2 separate regions of the Homo sapiens genome follow, and region 2 is linked to region 1. A link is a contact called in ENCODE Hi-C data. All regions are on one chromosome and are shown on one strand. Each heading gives the region's core, a stretch centred on a gene start or an enhancer-like site at or near the end of the contact. The rest is flanking DNA. Distances are from core to core; before and after follow the strand shown. Region 1 overlaps ACACB (acetyl-CoA carboxylase beta). Region 2 holds the start of MYO1H (myosin IH).

Region 1 (4,971 bases), core at 1,648-4,147:
GAGCAGCACTTGAATGGAGTCATTGCTAACTTTTCATGCTGGCCACCAGGAAGCTCAGAGCTACTGATAGCATTCTTCAGGGCTTCTAAGCTGTCAAAAGCAAAAGGGGGCAGGGGGAGAATAAGGGGTAAATAAAAATGTTGGAAATGAGGCCAGGCGTGGTGGCTCACGCCTGTAATCCCAGCATTTTGGGAGGCTAAGGGGGGCAGATCACTTGAGGCCAGGAGTTCAAGACCAGCCTGGCCAACACAGTGAAACCCCGTCTCTACTAAAAATACAAAAATTAGCTGGGCATGGTGGTACACGCCTGTAATCCAAGCTGCTCGGGGGGCTGAGGCAGGAGAATCACTTGAACCCGGGAGGCAGAGATTGTAGTGAACCGAGATAGTGCCACTGCACTCCAGCCTGGGTGACAGAGTGAGACCCTGTCTAAAAAAAAAACAAAAAAAAAAAAAAAGAAAGAAAAGAAAATGTATGTTGGAAATGGGAGGACAGCTCACACAAGACTACACTGGGCTCTCAAGGTGCTTTTGTGAGATTTAAAGCGATCAGAAACAGTGCCCCTCCTCTAGGAGGGCAGAAATTAGCAAAGTTAGAGAGGACTGTGGCTGGAGAGCAGGAGGGTTATGCTGCCATGGAAAAAGTCGTACACTCTTAGACCTGAAAGGGGCCCTCCAGAGTTCAGAAAGCATTATTTTAAACAGTTGGCTCAGTCTTTCCATCTGTGGGTAAAGATACAGAGGCCCAGAGAGGGAAAGTGACTTGTCTAAGGGCACACAGCATGTGTGGGGGTAAAAGAGCTGAGGACTGACACCCAGATCTTCTGGCTCTCTTCCCTCCAGCTCCCCCCACATCCATTAGCCCTTGCTTGCTGGGCAATGCCTCATATACCCCCATCCCTGCCTCTTCTCTTTTAAGGGGTGGTGTTCTGGAACCAGAGGGGACAGTGGAGATTAAGTTCCGAAAGAAAGATCTGATAAAGTCCATGAGAAGGATCGATCCAGCTTACAAGAAGCTCATGGAACAGCTAGGTAAGGGGGTCCCAAAGGCTTCACCTCTCAGAGGTCAAGAGAGGCCCAGCTGGCCCACTGCTGGGGGTTTCTAGGATGTTAAAAATAAAATGAAAAAATACCAAAATACAGCTATAATAACTGTGAGATTTTTAAAGATATTCACATTTGTCTGTTTGTTTTGTTTTGTTTTTTTGAGGTCTGGCTCTATTGCCTAGGCTGGAGTGCAGGGTGCAATCTCAGCTCACTGCAACCTCTGCCTCCCAGGCATAAGCCATCCTCCCATCTCAGCCTGAGTAGCTGGGACTACAAGTACGCAACACCATGCCTAGCTAATTTTTGTATTTTTGTAGATGTGGGGTTTCGCCATGTTGCCCAGGCTGTTCTCAAACTCCTGGGCTCAAGCAATCCACCTACCTCAGCCTCCCAAAATGCTGGGGTTACAGGCATGAGCTACCATGATTGGAGGACATTCACATTTCTAAATCAACCTTTTTAACATTATATATATATATATATATATATATATATATATTGCCATCGTGAATTTATTTCTCAGCATACACAAAAGATAGCAATTGAAGTATTTGGGGCTGATGGGGATTATCAGAATTTTGGTGGCAAAATGTTCCTTTAGAATTCCCAATCAGAGATAAGATATTTTACTAATTTTGTTTGAATGACAGCTTTGTTTTACTTGTCATCTTTAGATGTAATTATCTTTATTTATTTATTTGTTTATTTTTGAGACAGAGTCTTGCTCTGTTGCCCAGGCTGGGGTGCAGTGGCGCAATCTCAGCTCACTGCAACCTCTGCCTCCCAGGTTCAAGCGATTCTCATGCCTCAGCCTCTCAAGTAGCAGGAATTACAGGTGTGTGCCACCACACCTGGCTAATTTTTGTGTTTTTAGTAGAGACAGGGTTTCACCATGTTGGCCAGGCTGGTCTTGAACTCCTGGCCTCAAGTGATTTGCCTGCGTCAGCCTCCCAAAGTGCTGGGATTACAGGCGTGAGCCACTAAGTCTGGCCACAAGATGATATTTAAATATCCATTTTAAGTGTCAGTGTCTTTATAACTGTGCTATTCACAAGATTTTTTACAGTGTGTGCGTGTAATTTCTTTGGCTGGTATCAGGGTAATGCTGATCTCATAGAATGAGTTGAAGTGTTCGCTCCTATTTTCTGAGTTTTTGCAGAATTGGCATTATTTCTTTATGTTTTTGATAGAGGTTTTTACCTATAAATTCAACTTCTTTGTTATATATAGGACTATTTGTGTTATCTGTTTCCTCCTAGGTGAGCTTTGGTGGTTTGTGTGTTTCAAGGAATTTGTCTATTTCATCTTAAGTTGTCAATTTGGCATAGAGTTGCTTATAATATTCCCTTATCATATTTTACAATGTGTACTAAAAATCATTGATATAGTATCCTACAAGCACGATGGGTCTGATGGAAGGGGAAAATGTAGAGTTGCATGTTGAATGCTGTCTTGCAATTGTGAGTGCATTTCTGAGACTGTACTAGCTATTTGATCTGAGACAAAGGGGGCCATCAAGATGGGCCTGGGGTGGGGGCCAGGCCAGTGGACTCTGGGGGACCTAGGGGGCTGAGGGCAGCCTGTGTAGCAGCAGGGGTAATATCAGAGTTAAAGCTCAGACCTCTCACAAGGCAAGGCCTGTCCTGCAAATCCTGATTTGTGCCTTCTTCAAAAAAAAAAAAAAATCTCCACCCCATCACATATGACCAGCTTCCATGGCTTGACTGGCCTTTCTGCTCACCTGCAGGGGAACCTGATCTCTCCGACAAGGACCGAAAGGACCTGGAGGGCCGGCTAAAGGCTCGCGAGGACCTGCTGCTCCCCATCTACCACCAGGTGGCGGTGCAGTTCGCCGACTTCCATGACACACCCGGCCGGATGCTGGAGAAGGGCGTCATATCTGTGAGAGCCACAGCTGCCGTGTAGGGTGCAAAGAGCCCACCCTGTTTTCCAAAACATGGAGGACATTTGGGCTCGGGGGCGGGGAGGGCGGTGGTGGTTGGGATGGGTCAAATGCTGCAGGAGGTGGGAGTCACCTGGGAACTTTAAAATAATCCCGATCCCCAGGTGGCACTGCAGACCAGTGAAATCCAAACACCTGGATGGAAGCCAGGCGGTCGTATTTTTTAAAGATCCCCAAGAGATTCTAATAAGCAGCAAAGTTCAGGGACCACTAGTCTGATGGCTCGGTCAGTTTGGACCTGGACCAGGGGTAGAAACCGTTGTTCCTGTCCAGCATTCACCCACCCCTCACCATTGCAAGGACTCCCACAGTCACCTCCTACCCATGTCCAGTGCTCATTGGTTCTCTTGCTGCATTGTTCTCCCTCCCAGCTGACTCATGCCTCACACGAGCCTGTGTTTGTGTCGGTTGAGGTAGAAGTGGGTGCCAGGTTTTTATGGGGGACATTTTTTCAACTATGGCCAGTCTGGAGTCCTGGTGACGTCCTGCCTCTGAGCAGGTGCCTTCTCCTCCCTGAGCCTCAGCTTACTTGCCTGGGATGATCTGGGAATGATCTCAGAGCCTGGGCCCAGCCCCGGGCAGCCACTGTCATGGGTGTGGTCAGAGCCAGTGTCCCGTCTCCTCCTTCCCTTTCCGGGGATTCAAGCCTGGCTCGTCCACAGGACATCCTGGAGTGGAAGACCGCACGCACCTTCCTGTATTGGCGTCTGCGCCGCCTCCTCCTGGAGGACCAGGTCAAGCAGGAGATCCTGCAGGCCAGCGGGGAGCTGAGTCACGTGCATATCCAGTCCATGCTGCGTCGCTGGTTCGTGGAGACGGAGGGGGCTGTCAAGGTGGGCCTGGGGTGAGAACGAGGCCGGTGAGCACAGGGGGTGCTGGGGGCTGAGACAGCTGGCCCACAGCTGGGTCCCTCTCTGAGGCATCCTCTGCCCCCTCCCCAGGCCTACTTGTGGGACAACAACCAGGTGGTTGTGCAGTGGCTGGAACAGCACTGGCAGGCAGGGGATGGCCCGCGCTCCACCATCCGTGAGAACATCACGTACCTGAAGCACGACTCTGTCCTCAAGACCATCCGAGGGTGAGTGGCCACCGCACCTGCTTCCCAGCCTCCTGGCAAGGACCCGAGCCTGGATTGACCCCTAGCTACCCGACTCCTATGCAGCCACTTGAACCCGCCACCCTGTGCAGTCTGGGGTTGTCCCCGCCCCCTCCCCGCTCCCCAGCAAAGAGACCACACTCCCTAATGTCGGGTCTCCCAGCACAGTGGCTGGGGTGGGACAGAGAGCCTAGAGGTACTCTGAAGGCCGTGTGAGATGCTTCCAACTCATGAACCTTGCTGGAATATGGACTTGTCCAAAGTCACAGCTGGAGCAGGGTTGGTCACAGAACCCACATTTGGAACCGCTAGCCTTCAGGCTGCTGTCTTCCACGCCAGTGTTGACCTTTCCAGAGGGTCCCCTCCCCCAATTGCCATGGGGTCACCCCGTGAAGGAGGGAGTCGAGCACAGGGGACCCCATTTTGGGGATGAAGCTGAGACTCAAGGCAGTGTCTTGTCTCAGGTCATGTCACAAAGCAGTGACCAGTAGGGACGGTGGTGCCTCAAGGCATTCTGAACTTCAGGTCACAGCCCCTCCTGCTGCACAGGACCATCACCCCCATGGGGACCACAGCAGGGACTCGGGAGCTCTGGGTTCTGGGGTGTGGCCCCACACAAGGACTCTGCCACCCTTGGGGCCACTGAAAAAGTGGCTGGAGTGATCCCAGCCCTCCTCTCACCTCCCCCACAGCCTGGTTGAAGAAAACCCCGAGGTGGCCGTGGACTGTGTGATATACCTGAGCCAGCACATCAGCCCAGCTGAGCGGGCGCAGGTCGTTCACCTGCTGTCTACCATGGACAGCCCGGCCTCCACCTGACCGTGGCCCGCCCAGCCACTCCCGGGACCACGGCAAAAGGAACCACC
Region 2 (4,971 bases), core at 986-3,485, 84 kb after region 1:
ATAGCATTATTTGCAATAGCCAAAAAGTGGAAAAAACCCAAATGTGCATCAACTGATGGATAAACAAAATGTGGTATATCCATACCAGAGGCATTATGTGGCAATAAAAATGAAGTGTACTGGTTCATGCTAAAACATGGATGAAACTTGAAGACACAATGCTAAGTGAAAGAAGCCAGTCATGAAAGGTCACATATTGTATGACTGTGTTCATATGAAATGTCCATGATAGGCCAAATGTATAGAGACAGCAGATTAGTGGTTTCAAGGTGCTAGGGTGGGGAAAAGGGAGATCATAGATAATGGATATAGGATTTCTTTTGGGGGTCATGAAAATGTTCTTGAATTAAATAGTGATGATGATTGCACAACATTGTGAATCTATAATAGTCCCTCCATATTTATGGGTTCCAATTCCATGAATTCAACCAACCTTGGATCAAAAGTATTCAGGGAAAAATTTTCATCTGTATGAAGATGTACAGACACTTTTTTGTCATTGTTGCCTAGACAATGTAGTATAACAACTATTTACATGGCATTTACATTCTACTAGGTATTATAAGTAATCTGACAATGATTTAAAGTGTACAGGAGGATGTGCATAGGTTATATGCAAATACTATGCCATTTTATATCAGGCAATTGAGCATCCATGGATTTTTGAAGGTCCTGGAACCAATCCCCCACAGATACTGAGGTACAACTGTACTTAAAAAACAATGAACTGTATAAATAAGTGAATGTTATACGTGATTTATATTTCAATTAAAAATATATTTCAGATATGCAAAAATGTATGAAGAATCATATAGGCCAGGCGCGATGGCCCACACCTGTAATTCCAGCACTTTGGGAGGCTGAGGCAGGTGGATCACTTGAAGTCAGGAGTTCGAGACCAGCCTGGTCAACATGGTGAAACCTTATCTCTACTAAAAATACAAAAGTTAGCTGGGCGTTGTGGCGGGTGCCTTGTAATCCCAGCTACTCAGGAGGCTGAGGCAGGAGAATCACTTGAACCTGGGGGGCGGAGGTTGCAGTGAACTGAGATCCTGCCATTGTGCTCCAGCCTGGGCAACAGAGCAAGGCTCCATCTCAAGAAAAAAATAAATTATATTTAAAAACTAAAATATATGTCTATAAAATTATATATTTTTAAAAAACATTTTTAGTATACTATTTCTGGTTGTCCCTTTGTAACCAAATCAAGGATATGTTATATTACCTATTCAGTTACAAAAATGGAATCATTTCTTTAAAAAAGTCAATTGATCAAAAATTAGAGTGTCCAAAGAATTATTAGCATATTTCTGCTCTTGTCAGGGCTTGTGTTAGGGGTTCTCCAATAGGATATATATACAGAGAGAGAGATACATGAAATGGGATTAATAAATGAAATCCTGAGGTCAGTCGCTGGACCCACAGTCCTCCATCCAACAGGGGGTGCTGTTTAGGTTCGAATGAACCCAGCACTGAATCCACTGTCCATACCCTTAGCCATGATCCTGTTGCAGCAGCAGGCTCAAGTTTGGGGGCCCAAGGCATACAATGTGGTGGGTGATGGGTGGGGTTGTCTGAAAGAACAAGAATAGAACTTTATACGATGAGGCCCAGACCAGGAAGGGGTGAACTCTGAGCTTCATGGTAAACCCATCTGTAACTGAACAGCCTCCAATATCAGCAACCTTGTGATTTTTTATGAGATGATAGTGCCCCTGCATCACTTCAGCATCTGAAAATAATAATAAAATGAAAGTAAAGTCCTGAGTCTCCGTATTATGAAACCTTGAAGTTACCCAATCAACTTGATTCCATGAAATTTAAGGCTGTAAAGTTTTTCAAACAGAGCCAACAGGTACTTCCAGCAGGAGTTCCCTGGAGCTGGATCCTAGGCTAAGAGATTGGGAGAATTTTCTTTTCTTTTTTTTTTCTTTTTTTCTTTTTTTTTAAGCATAGCTCACCGAGGGTCCTGCCATTATTTCAATAGTCAGTGACTGGTCAGGAACATAAGCAACTAATCAAAGATCAGCAGTGTCTGTAACGTAAACTCAAGGGAGGTTGGGTTTCCAGTTCTTATCTCCCTGGAGCAGCCCGGTGTGCCTACATGTAGACGGCCATAAGATGCAGTTTCTGCCTCCCACCGTAAATTATTAACTTAGCTCCACCCCGCAAGCTAGAATCGCCTCATACCTTGTTGCTGGATGTCAGGCATCACAGAATCATAAGTCAGTGGGAAGCAACTTTTGAATGGCTCAAGAGGAATAGTTGTTAACAACCTGCTCTCCCTCTGTGCGTGATGGAATCCAAGGTAATGTGACTTGAACACTAGAAGGTGGTTACACCTGGTGACCTCTTTTCTACCAAGAACTTTCCAAATGGCTATAATGCTGGGCCTCTGCTAGGCCTGGAGAGAGAACTGGGCGTGTGAATAAGATTCTGAATTTATTTGATGAAAAATTCTATGTTAAGATGATCATGTAGATATCTCCCTTCTGTTGCTGGGGGCAAGTACGATGATTTAGAACCAAAGCATGGGAGAGTTACCGATTCATTTCACATTGGTCTAGAACAGCGTGCTGTGCAATAAAGACAGAAATGGTCTCTGTTAGCACTGCCTAATGCAAGAGCTCTTGGCTATGTGTGACTACTGAGTGGTTAAACTGTGGCTGGTTCCTGGGGAACTGAATTGTAAATTTGACTGAATTTTCATTAATTTAAATAGCCACATGTGGCTAGTGGCTACTGTGTTAGCATGGTTGGGTCTTAAATAATAGATGGTGACCTCATGTTGAAGGAAATTGTAGGTAATAATTGGCCTTACATGTAAGACTATTGGTACATTTTCTTCATTACCCTAGATACCTTGTGTTTCCTTTTAAATGCGATAAGCCCAACTTGTCCCAGGTAATGATCATTTTAAGAAGCTAAGACAGCTGTTTTTATTATCAGGTAGACAATGGTAAAGCTCTCCTGGGAAGATGGAAGACAGAACTTGAGTGTCAAACCTATTGCCTCTTTCCAGGAGTTAATTCTAAGCATAAAGACTTCCAAGGACAGGTTTTCTGGGTTTCGATAGCATAATCATCTCATGTGTTCTCTGTTTAGAAAACATTATCTGCTGAAGGATTGTTTCTTTTCTTGCCTAGACAGCCAAAAAGCTTACAGAAACATTTATGGATGTAGTTAGAATAATTTCGTAGCTGTTCACAGAAGCCTCAGGCACCATGAAGAAACCCTAGCTACAGCTTGTCATTGATCCATTCAGTCAATTACCCATTTCTATAGCACTGAATACTGTCACCTTGGCAACTGGTAACTCAAAATGGCACTGTCCTTGACCGAAAATGTATCTGAATGCCCATAACAAAGTCCTGGTTTTAGATGCCATTCTTGCATGATATCTCAAAGTGGTAACTCTAGGAAGCATGATTCATTGGGAGAAAATAATTTAGTTGATGGACAGAGAGGAGTATTTGCTGTAGGTCTTGCAGTGAAAGACAACAGATAGGTCTGTCCTCAAGGTCGCATGTGCCTTTTTTTAAATTGTCATGGCTTTACAAAATGCACGTAGAAGTAACCATGCAGATTGACTTATACATAGTTACACTTTTTTGAAAAATGGAGGAAGCTCTTCCTTCTTATGAATTAATTCCCAGATTCCTTTGGTAAAACATTATTTGGATAGAGTTTACTCCAGATTAAAAAAGAACAAACTGGGCTGGGCATGGTGGCTTGTGCCTATAATCCTAGCACTTTGGAAGGCCAAGGTGGGAGGATCCCTTGAGACTAGGAGCTTGAGACCAGCATGAGCAACATAGTGTGACCCCCCCACCAAAAAAATTAAAAAGTAGCTAGATATGGTGGCACATGCCTGTGGTCCCAGCTACTCCAGAGGCTAAAGTGGGAGGATCACTTGAGCTAGGGTGATCAAGGCTGCAGTGAACTGTGATCATGCCATGCACTCAGCCTGGATGACAGTCTGAAACCCTGTCTCAAAAAAAAAAAAAAAAAAGAGGCCGGGTGCGGTGGCTCATGCCTGTAATCCCAGCACTTTGGGAGGCCGAGGCAGGCAGATCACGAGGTCAGGAGATCGAGACCATCCTGGCTAACACGGTGAAACCCCGTCTCTACTAAAAATACAAAAAAATTAGCCGGGCGTGGTAGGGGGTGCCTATAGTCCCAGCTACTCGGGAGGCTGAGGCAGGAGAATGGCGTGAACCCGGGAGGCAGAGCTTGCAGTGAGCGGAGATCACGCCACTGCACTCCAGCCTGGGCGACAGAGCAAGACTCTGTCTTGAAAAAAAAAAAAAGTTAATATTATTATTATATTATTTTATATTATATTAAATATTAGAGATGGAACCATTCAGAAATGACCTCAGAAGGAGCTGAGTTTGATGAACAAAGCAAAATGAAGAACTGAAGCACCATGAATAACAATGCTGATTTTAGCGAGCATTTGCTTCGTGCCGTTGATTGTCATTGTCCACATGGTAGCATATTTAGTTCGCAGGTGATTCATTCAAAAGCTCACTTTATGCAAATCATCTGGGCAGTTGCCTCTTCTCTCCAAGTTAGTTGGGTTGTAGGGAATCCATAAACTCCTGATATGGTTTGGCTGTGTCCCCACCCAAATCTCATCTTGAATTGTAGCTCCCATAATTCCCTCGTGTTGTGGGAGGGACCCGGTGGGAGATTATCGAATCATGGGGGCAGTTTCCCCCATACTGTTCTCATGGTAGTGAATAAGTCTCATGAGATCTGATGGTCTTATAAGGGGAAACCCCCTTCGCTTGGCTCTCATTCTCTTCTCTGCCGCCATGTGAGGCATGGCTTTCACCTTCCACCGAGGTTGTAAGGCCTCCCCAGCCACGTGGAACTGTGAGTGCATGGAACCTCTTTCCTTTGTAAATTGCCCAGTCTCAAGTATGTCTTTATTAGCAGCGTGAAAACGAACTAATAAAGCTCCCT

The links. Hi-C counts contacts between places; a loop is a spot of excess contacts on that map. Pooled maps may share reads with other maps.
Region 2: a pooled map shows a loop between it and region 1 (2.0-fold over the local background). The contact joins the promoter of MYO1H here to the enhancer-like site in region 1. A Hi-C loop is called at or near these places in 2 of 168 maps with a recorded cell type or tissue (DLD1 and endothelial cell of hepatic sinusoid) and 2 of 50 pooled maps.

What each region holds. Positions count from the first base shown.
Region 1 is chr12:109,261,439-109,266,409 of GRCh38, forward strand. It overlaps ACACB (acetyl-CoA carboxylase beta), which reads left to right. Exons shown (of 53, transcript NM_001093.4): 49 at 919-1,031; 50 at 2,794-2,948; 51 at 3,672-3,842; 52 at 3,951-4,087; 53 at 4,798-4,971. The coding sequence ends at 4,924. Among named protein-coding and RNA genes, the nearest start is that of FOXN4, 45 kb to the right of the region's middle. RefSeq lists an enhancer at 2,866-2,975. Within about 2 kb of position 2,898, at least 5 of the 41 ENCODE cell types and tissues checked have a DNase peak (open chromatin) inside an H3K27ac peak, as active enhancers do.
Region 2 is chr12:109,345,665-109,350,635 of GRCh38, forward strand. MYO1H (myosin IH) reads left to right here and starts at 2,236. Exons shown (of 32, transcript NM_001101421.4): 1 at 2,236-2,308. The coding sequence starts at 2,297.